3 separate regions of the Mus musculus genome follow, and all the other regions are linked to region 2. The links are chromatin contacts, found by Hi-C or POLR2A ChIA-PET in ENCODE. All regions are on one chromosome and are shown on one strand. The core of a region is the stretch at or near the end of the contact, and the rest is flanking DNA. Distances in the headings are between cores, read along the strand shown.

Evidence for each region. Hi-C counts contacts between places; a loop is a spot of excess contacts on that map. ChIA-PET counts read pairs that join two places held with the same protein, here RNA polymerase II (POLR2A).
Region 1: POLR2A ChIA-PET joins it to region 2 with 11 read pairs in Patski. The contact joins the promoter of Tubb2a here to the promoter of 4930447K03Rik in region 2. A Hi-C loop is called at or near these places in 5 of 37 maps with a recorded cell type or tissue (T-helper 1 cell, T-helper 17 cell, heart and 1 more). POLR2A ChIA-PET finds 5 or more read pairs at or near these places in 4 of 5 experiments (Patski and embryonic stem cell).
Region 3: POLR2A ChIA-PET joins it to region 2 with 26 read pairs in embryonic stem cell. The contact joins the promoter of Psmg4 here to the promoter of 4930447K03Rik in region 2. POLR2A ChIA-PET finds 5 or more read pairs at or near these places in 4 of 5 experiments (Patski and embryonic stem cell).

The regions. Positions count from the first base shown.
Region 1 is chr13:34,076,725-34,079,424 of GRCm38, reverse strand. Tubb2a (tubulin, beta 2A class IIA) reads left to right here and starts at 1,417. Exons shown (of 4, transcript NM_009450.2): 1 at 1,417-1,552. The coding sequence starts at 1,496.
Region 2 is chr13:34,111,852-34,114,551 of GRCm38, reverse strand. 4930447K03Rik (RIKEN cDNA 4930447K03 gene) reads left to right here and starts at 1,280. Exons shown (of 5, transcript NR_046184.1): 1 at 1,280-1,358.
Region 3 is chr13:34,161,655-34,164,354 of GRCm38, reverse strand. Psmg4 (proteasome (prosome, macropain) assembly chaperone 4) reads right to left here and starts at 1,391. Exons shown (of 3, transcript NM_001101430.2): 1 at 1,106-1,391. The coding sequence starts at 1,279.

The sequences.
Region 1 (2,700 bases), core at 168-2,667, 35 kb after region 2:
TGATGTAACTTCACCTGGGCTTAATCACGAGTGACTGGCTGTGGCTCCCACCTCAGCAAATGACCCAATATTAACATGGCAAACAAGATCCACATTTACAGCAGCATCCCCTTGGACTTTATGAAGGCATTTTCACTCCATAAACTCAACCTGCTTTCATATACACCTTCTCATTTCCTGTTCACAAAGCCAGCTCCACGGCACCTATAATTATTTAGTATTTGAAGAAACTGGCTCCCGAGAGGAACTGGTGGAAGCTCCTGTTTACCCCTCCACTGTGCCAGACCAACGAAGAGTAACTCCTGGTGGACCAGTCCTAGCGCCAAGCCTAGGGTTTCTGCTAATAGAAAAACTGCAGGTTCTCGGGCTTCCTCAATTTGTAGCTGGTCAGGTTTTAAACCTTGCTTTTCTGAGGGGAGGAATCTGGGTAGTGTTGATGCCTTTTGTGGGACAGACAGTACTAGCCGAGAGAAGGAAATGTGAGCCCTGAATGTGGGCTGCAACCGTGTTTTTATATTTTCCTGGTTATCACATTTTTAAAAGTGAAAACAAGTGAGTCATTTAACAAATATATTTTAAGCACTGTGTCCAAAACGTGATCACTGTGACCTTTTGTCAGTGAGGTTCTTTGGCTAACTTACCCAGCCCATGAAAACCAGTGTCTCTCTCAGACCAGCATCTCAACTCACACTCACTATATTAGCTACCTCCACTTCCCTCCCTTGCTCTCTCGCTCCAACACGTGTCTGAGAGCAGAAATTTCGACTTTTAAGAGGCTTTTAGGACCCAAGAGTCCAGACCAGAAAAACGTCACTCTTCCTCCTCTATACCTAGCAATCGACCTGTATAGCATCCTTGTCGTCCTTGAAACAGTCCAGACCCTCACTTGATCCTCCCCTCTTTCCTCCCAAGCGGTATCACGTCTGGCTTTCTACTCGCCCTTAGTTACCAAGCAGACTTGAAAGAGAGAACCGGGCTGCAGTTCAAGTCCTGCCCAGGATGCAGGCACCCTTTTTCAGAAAGGACATCTAGTAGAGATGCATTTTCAGTTCTGGGCTTCATATCCAAGAGCGAGGCCACACCTGTCCTGCTACTGGGGAGGCAGGAGCCCCATCTGTAGTCCCCAGAGTGGTGGGAAATGAGCAGTGTGGGAGCAGAACCAGAGTGTAACCTAAAGGTCTCGACAGTAGACAAACACCTCAGGTGGACACTGAGGGGAAACCAGCAGGACCGGCTGGGGGGGCGTAATAACCCTAGGAGGCTGGATACAGGCGGGTGCCCCGCACCTCGCACCGCGCCCCGGCTCCCTCTCGCGGTGCCGCAGTCCCAGCCGCGCCGCCCCTCGGCTCTGCCCCCATGACGTCAGCGGGACTGGGCGGTCCCCGGGTATAAAAGGCGGTGCTGGGGGAGGGCGACTGGTCTTTTGCGCTCCTTAGCCCTCTGTCCACGCACTGCTCCGAGGGCAAGAGCCTCCACCCCTTCTACAACCAGCACCATGCGCGAGATCGTGCACATCCAGGCGGGCCAGTGTGGCAACCAGATCGGCGCTAAGGTGGGCTCACCCCTAGGGAAGAAATGGATGAGGTAGTCCCATCCGGTCAGGGTCCCAAGGTTGCGTGGGGAGAGGGGTAGGGGGGGGTGTCGCGGAAGCAGGCCGAGCCTAGGGGATCCAGAAGAGCCCCGGCTGGTGTCGCATTCCACCGCTGGCTACTGGGCGGGCCGGGTCCTGAAAGCCGACCAACTTGCCAGGATTGGTGCGACAAGGGTGTCTTAAATTAAGGTCCATTACATTGCTTTGGGACACAGCCCTTCTGCGGGGTGCAGCTGACATTAGTCTGGGTTTTTTTCGTGTCTGAAATTTGGGTTGGGGGGGTCACTACATGTATTGAAAAAAATCTCATGTCAAATGTAATTCATATATATATATATATTTCTGTCATTTGAATGAAAAAAATGCAGTGTCATTGGGTTGACAGATGTTACAGAGGCGTGTCTTTGGGCCAACAGACGAGGGTGTTAGACAAATTCTCTTACAAGGGCTCGTTTAGATGTGACATAAAACATTATGGTCCTCTTTTTTCTCTGCAAGACTGCTTGGAATGGGGGCTGTGAGACCCGACGGCAGTGGGGAGACAGCAATGGGTATTTAACATGGGTGTGGGCGGGTGCCTGCACAAGGACATGGTCTCTTTCAACACCGCCATATTGCCCACCCAACCTCCCCACTCCCTTTCCTGCTGCCAAGTCACAATGGAGGTTACATCCTGAGGATGGCCAGCTTTTTCCCGGGGCTGCCAGACGCCCTCTCAGGATTGTACTGCCCATCCCCGAACATTCCTAGCCAGGGTCAATACCCGAAGCCAATATGTAGGTCAGTGGTATAAAACTGGGCTGTTGAAAGCTGTCATGGAGTCTGTGCCAGCAGCCATTGATCCCTGGAGGCACAGGGGGCGGGGCACCTGATTTTCCCTTCTGCCTTTCCCATCCATCAGCCTGTATGTGTAACATTCAGCCTTGCCTGGAGTGATAGAAAGCAGCTGCCTCTGCAGTTCTGCGAGATCCGCTGTGCCCACTTCCTTCTCCAGGCTCCTCCCAGCCCTGCATCTGTGGTCATAATATGGCCGATGCACTGCGCATTCCCAAGACCCTCTGCAGCAGCAGCTGCTGCCCAAATACATGGAGGCCCGCAGCCCACTAGGC
Region 2 (2,700 bases), core at 31-2,530:
CTGTATCTCTTAAAAACCAAGGCAATCTCACAGAGGCACACCACAGACCAACCTGACAGAGATAATTACTTGAGACTCTTCAAGTGATTCCAGGTTGTGTCAAATCCACAGCTAATGCTAACTAGGTCACTGTCAATCTCAACAGTTCTTCACCAGGCCTCCCTTCCACAGTGTGTCGACTTGACAAGACTACCACATACAACAAGCACTTTATCCTTTGAGCAATCTCCACATCCCTAAGTCATCCTAACAGAGCCTTCCACTGCCTCTGGACCAGCTGGCTTTCCACGATGGAGACAAAATTCCGAATGTGGCGGACTGAACAGAGGAAATACTATTTGGGTTCATGGTTTTGGGTTATGTCCTGTTACTTTGGGACTGTGGCAACAGAGCAAGCACATCATGGCCAGCGAATATGGTTAAAAAAAAAAAAAAGGAAGTAAATAAGTATACCTCCTGGTTGCTGGGAAGCCAAGAGAAGAGGGGGAAGCCAGGGTCCCAGGGTACCAGGGTCCCTGTAGGTCCCTGTATTGGCCAAAGGTTCTTTAGAAGACTAGAATAGGTGAATGTGAGTGTATGTCTACATAGATGCATGTGGCTTGCATAATAAGGTTCTGGTGACCTGACAAAGGCTGTATGTATGCAGGAGAGGCTATTCAGAGCACAAAGCTGGATACTGAAGGGCTCTAGCAGGCCCAAGCATGGCAAACACAGACCTGAGAATGGCAAACATGGCTGTCAGACCTTGCCTTTCCCCTATTTCCTTTACCTTGCTAAACAGATTATATTCTTGAAGCTAGTCTCCAAGGTCCCTCACTCCTTCTGTCTGAGGCTAACTACCAAGATCCAGCTATCAAAATATTGAAATCCAGAAATTAAAAGCTCCCTTTGGTTCACCTAATTAACATACCCAAATTAAAACAAAACACCTCACCTAGCACCAGGTTTCCCCCATTTTTCCCTTATAAACTTCCATGTTCAGGTGGGCCATATCTGTCTCCTCTCTATCCAGAGACAGTCCTTTGTCAATCTGGGACAAATATCTTTTCCCCCACTCTCTGTCCTTCCCCTTCTCCCTCATCCTTCATTTCCTGTCTTTGTCTCTTATTCCTTGCCCTTTCTCCCTCTGAGGCAAATAAATCTCCTTTGTGCTAAGAACTTGGTCTTGGGGTGTCTTGTGTGGATTCTGGAACTTTCAGATACCACAGCAATTCCATTCTGGAGCCAAAGGCTCCAGATTCCTGGTGAGTCATTGGTATTCGTTCCAGGATGGAAGGCCGAAAGAAGTCAGAGTCTGATGGTAATGGTGGCAGCGGCAGTGGGAGCCACAGGACTGGAGTCCTCTGCAAGAGACAAAGGCAAGCATCACTGATTTTCCCTCAGAGCTTGTATCCCAGCTGTGTCACCCACAGTGAGGGGAGCACCACCCCCAAACACAACTCTGGAATCTCCCTCAGAGACATGGCCAGAGCCATTGTCTCCTAAGTATTTCAGATTCAGTAAAATTAAACAAGAGCCATTACAGCCCCAATGGTCTGGGTCCCTCCTCCTACAGGTTCTACCTCTTCAAGCTGGGAATCATGTCTTAAACAAAAAGGCCTGTGTGGGACATCCCAGATCCAAACTGTAGCACATGATCTTGGAAGTCTCCATGGCCTTAGTCTGGCATTTCTTCAGAAATTCTGTGAAATATTCAGGGCATCAAGTTGCTCTGCCTTCTTGCTTCCAAGTTGTGTGACTTTGAGCAACTTACTCAACCTCTCTGTGGTTTCATTTCTTCACCTATACATCTCAAATGATCGTTGTACAGTCATTATAAGGTTGAACACAAATGAGCAGTGTATGACACTATTATGGCTTGTCATTGTTGATGACGTGAAAGGGATTACAGGAGTCTGACTCCCTAAGCAGAAAGGCACACCTCTGCCAGTGTCTCCTCTGGAGCCGCAGCTGCATACAGGTCAAAGAACAGGATTACATCGGTGCCACGCTGTAACTGTGGGAGGCATGAGTCACACATTGGACACTCTCCAGAGTATTAGGTTGAATCATATGAAATTGTGAAATTCTGTGGAGAAAACCATGGATTACTATCAGGTGATCCCACTGCCAAGCCTTGAGCAAAGGAAATGGAGAATACAGGGTTTTCAGCACCCCAATGCCCTACACCCTGAACTCTTTCCTCTTGTCCTTGTTTCTTATGATGAGCCATGACCCAGGTTAGATCTTCTGAGTCCACATCTGGCTCCTTAGTCTTGGCAATTGCCTGCTTATCACCTGGAATCTCCATCAGATGCACGTTCTGATCCAGTGGTCCTGAGGAGTAGTCAGGAATCCTAGACTTGTAGCAAGCTTGGGGGGGGGGGGGCAGGGGCTGCCACTTGTCCCCTGAAAAGGAGACTCCTGAATATCATGGCAGCTGTGACTCATGGCATCTGCAGAGAGCCCAGTGAATCCTTCCTCTTGCAACATTAACACGTCAAGACAGAATTAAGAAAGTGACTGAAGGGCGGCAGCACCTGTCAAGCTCCTGCCCTTCCCATCTCCATGGTTTTCAGATGCTATCCCACCAGTAAGCCCACAAATTCTTTCCTTTTTTTCCCTTGCCTTTCTCCACTGAGCATCTTCAGCCATGTTTACTGATACCTGCCACTTGACAAATGCTGCATACAAGGAGAACTCTGTCTGTATGCTTTTTGG
Region 3 (2,700 bases), core at 142-2,641, 50 kb before region 2:
ACTTAAAGGACGCCCTGAAGAGGTCTCAACAACTCACCAAGTGACTTAATGAGCAGCCTGAGAGGTACTAGACACTAACCTCACCTTATATCACTAAAACTTCAGAGGCCAGTACTACTGGAATAACTGGGCAGGGAAGAACACTAAGAAGCAACAGGCCCTGTGGGGATCACTAGAAACTCAGTATCATACTCTGAATTCATCTCAAAGGGTCTTTAGCAGAGGAATGGCAATCCCTGATCTATCTTATTGTTTTATCTTTTTGCTTATATGTAGTGTGTATGGTATGCATGCATACGTGCATGCATGTTCCTAAATTTGGGTGCATATATATGCATGTGCCCCCCACACAAAGTGAGCTCATCCGAGGGTAAGGTAAGTCCTTCATCCAATATGAGTGGTGTGTTCAAGGAAGAGATGAGGACAGGCAGTTTAACTCAGTGGTGGAGCATTTGCATAGCACATGCAAAGCTTTGGATTCAACCCCCTATCCTGGAGATGGAGAGGCTCTGGGCACGTGACCTGTGAGAGAAAGAAAGGCCAAAGACAGCCAGAGAGCACTCAGAATAGGTAGAGTTGCCCATACAGAGATGAAAGGTCACAGAAGGGGAAGGTTTGAGTTTGTTGGTCAAGTACCTATCAGACACTCAAATCTAAGCTCCAAGTTCAATACAAAAGTTGTCTAAACCCAATGTAAAATGTAAAACGTAGCACGCGCACATGTCAGGAAGCTGGTGCAAGGAGAGCCGATGTTCTGGTGAGCTCAGAGCTCAGGGGCTGGGATGAGTTCCCTTTAAGGTGGTCCACGTGTGGGTTGACTCCGGGGTTCCCGCAAGTCAAGAAGCAGCCCTAGGAGACTCCAGCCTGAGGTGTTCAGAATAGGACCCCAGGGCACACTGAAGCTCCTCAAGAATGTCTCTCAGGGCCGCATGCGACCAGCCTCACTCCCACTGGTCTCTCTCCTCCCAAACCCTTCTTAGCGGTCCCCACCCTCTACCCCAGATCCTTCACCTTGAGGTCCACCGGTCCCCCCAACCCCACCCCCAACTACGGCTAGGCCCCGCCCCCAGATCGCCATCAAGTTCCTGGCCCCGCCCACACTCACGTAGCGGCTGCACATGGCCACTGCGAGGTTGCGTAGATGCGGCGTTGCTCCCACCCACAGGAAGAGCGAATCCGTCAGCCGCATGACATGAAAGTGGACCAGCTGCTCCCACAGCCTTGCACTGAAGTTGTGAAGCGACACGTCCGCGTCCGCAGCGGCCCGAGACTCCTCCATCCCGCCAGCCACCGGGCCACAGCACCGAGACCGGGCAGGCGCGGGCTCCCAGACCAGAGAGAGCGAGCTCCGAAAAGCGGAACGCTCTTTCACTTTCAGATGCGCGCGCCGAGGTGGGGTGGGGCGAGCATGAGTGGGCGGGGCCTAGAACAGGGCCTCCGCCTGCTCTAGCCTGGTACCTTCAGCCTCGCCTAGGAGTCTGCCAGCGATCTCTAGGAACCCACTGAACTACCTCTGTCCTTTTTCCTTCTTCCCAGGAGCGCATGTTAGTGGACTGAAACCACTCTCAGCATCTTCCTTTGCCCAGACACGGACACAATTTGAGCGCTTTAGCAGCCACCACCTCCCAGGCCCACCTCTGCAAGTCTCTAACCTAGCTAACATAATTTAACAGCAATGATCCTGGGAGAAAGCTGTAAAAAAGAACTGCATAGACCATGGCGGGAGGACAGGGTCTTCAGAGACAGGCAGGCACACCCTGAGCTGCTATCATGTAAAGCTCGGGTCTTGATCTAACCCTTTAACTTCTCTGTCTCTCTTTCCTCGAGTACAAAATGGAAATATGAGTAGGGAGCCTTTAAGATTTGAGAAAGAATGTGAGAGAGGGAAGCCCTGTGGAGGGTGGTGATATATCTGCCCTGGGACCCTTTAATTTTAATTACTGGGACACTAAAGTGTTTGGAATGAGTCCCTTGGTGGGTTGAGAGGCGTAAAAACTTGCCCGGTTTGTCAAGCTTTTTACAGTAGACTTGGAGACTCTAGGAACTGCAAAGAGTCTGCTTAAATTTCCTGTAACTCTTAGTGGATCAAATTGAGATTTAAAATGTGATGTGATTTGAGTATGGTTTGGGACCCTCCGAGGATCCACTGTGAGATGTCTTAGTCCCCAAGGGAGATAGATTATGGAATATCATGGGAGATCAGGGGATAGGCCCTGTCTGGAAGACCCAAGTCACTGAGGAAAAGGAAATATTCCTGTGATAGAGCTCCTGAGGTATTACTATAAAAGCAACAAGCCCAGCCTTTGTGGTTAATATTGTTGGGGGTTGGGGGGAGGGGGTTACTACACCCCCTTGTTACCTTTAAATATCTATTGGGGGTTTCTACCCCACTTCAGACCATATCATTACCAGATAAAAGATACAGAAACATTTAGATTTATAATAAGCTTAAAAGCACTAGAGCTAGGCAGATATCAGCCCTCTATGCTATATTACCTATTTTCTTATGGTGATCCCAGAGATGTCACTGGCCATGTTCAGCCTGGGCCATTCCTACTCCATCAGGCTGGTCCTCTTGACCATGTGCCCATGATCTACCAACACCATGGTGACCTCCTTCCTTCTTCCTCTCTCTTCCACCTCATCCTTATCTCAGACCCCAAGCCCAGAATCCATTTTTCCACCCACTCTGTTCTGCCT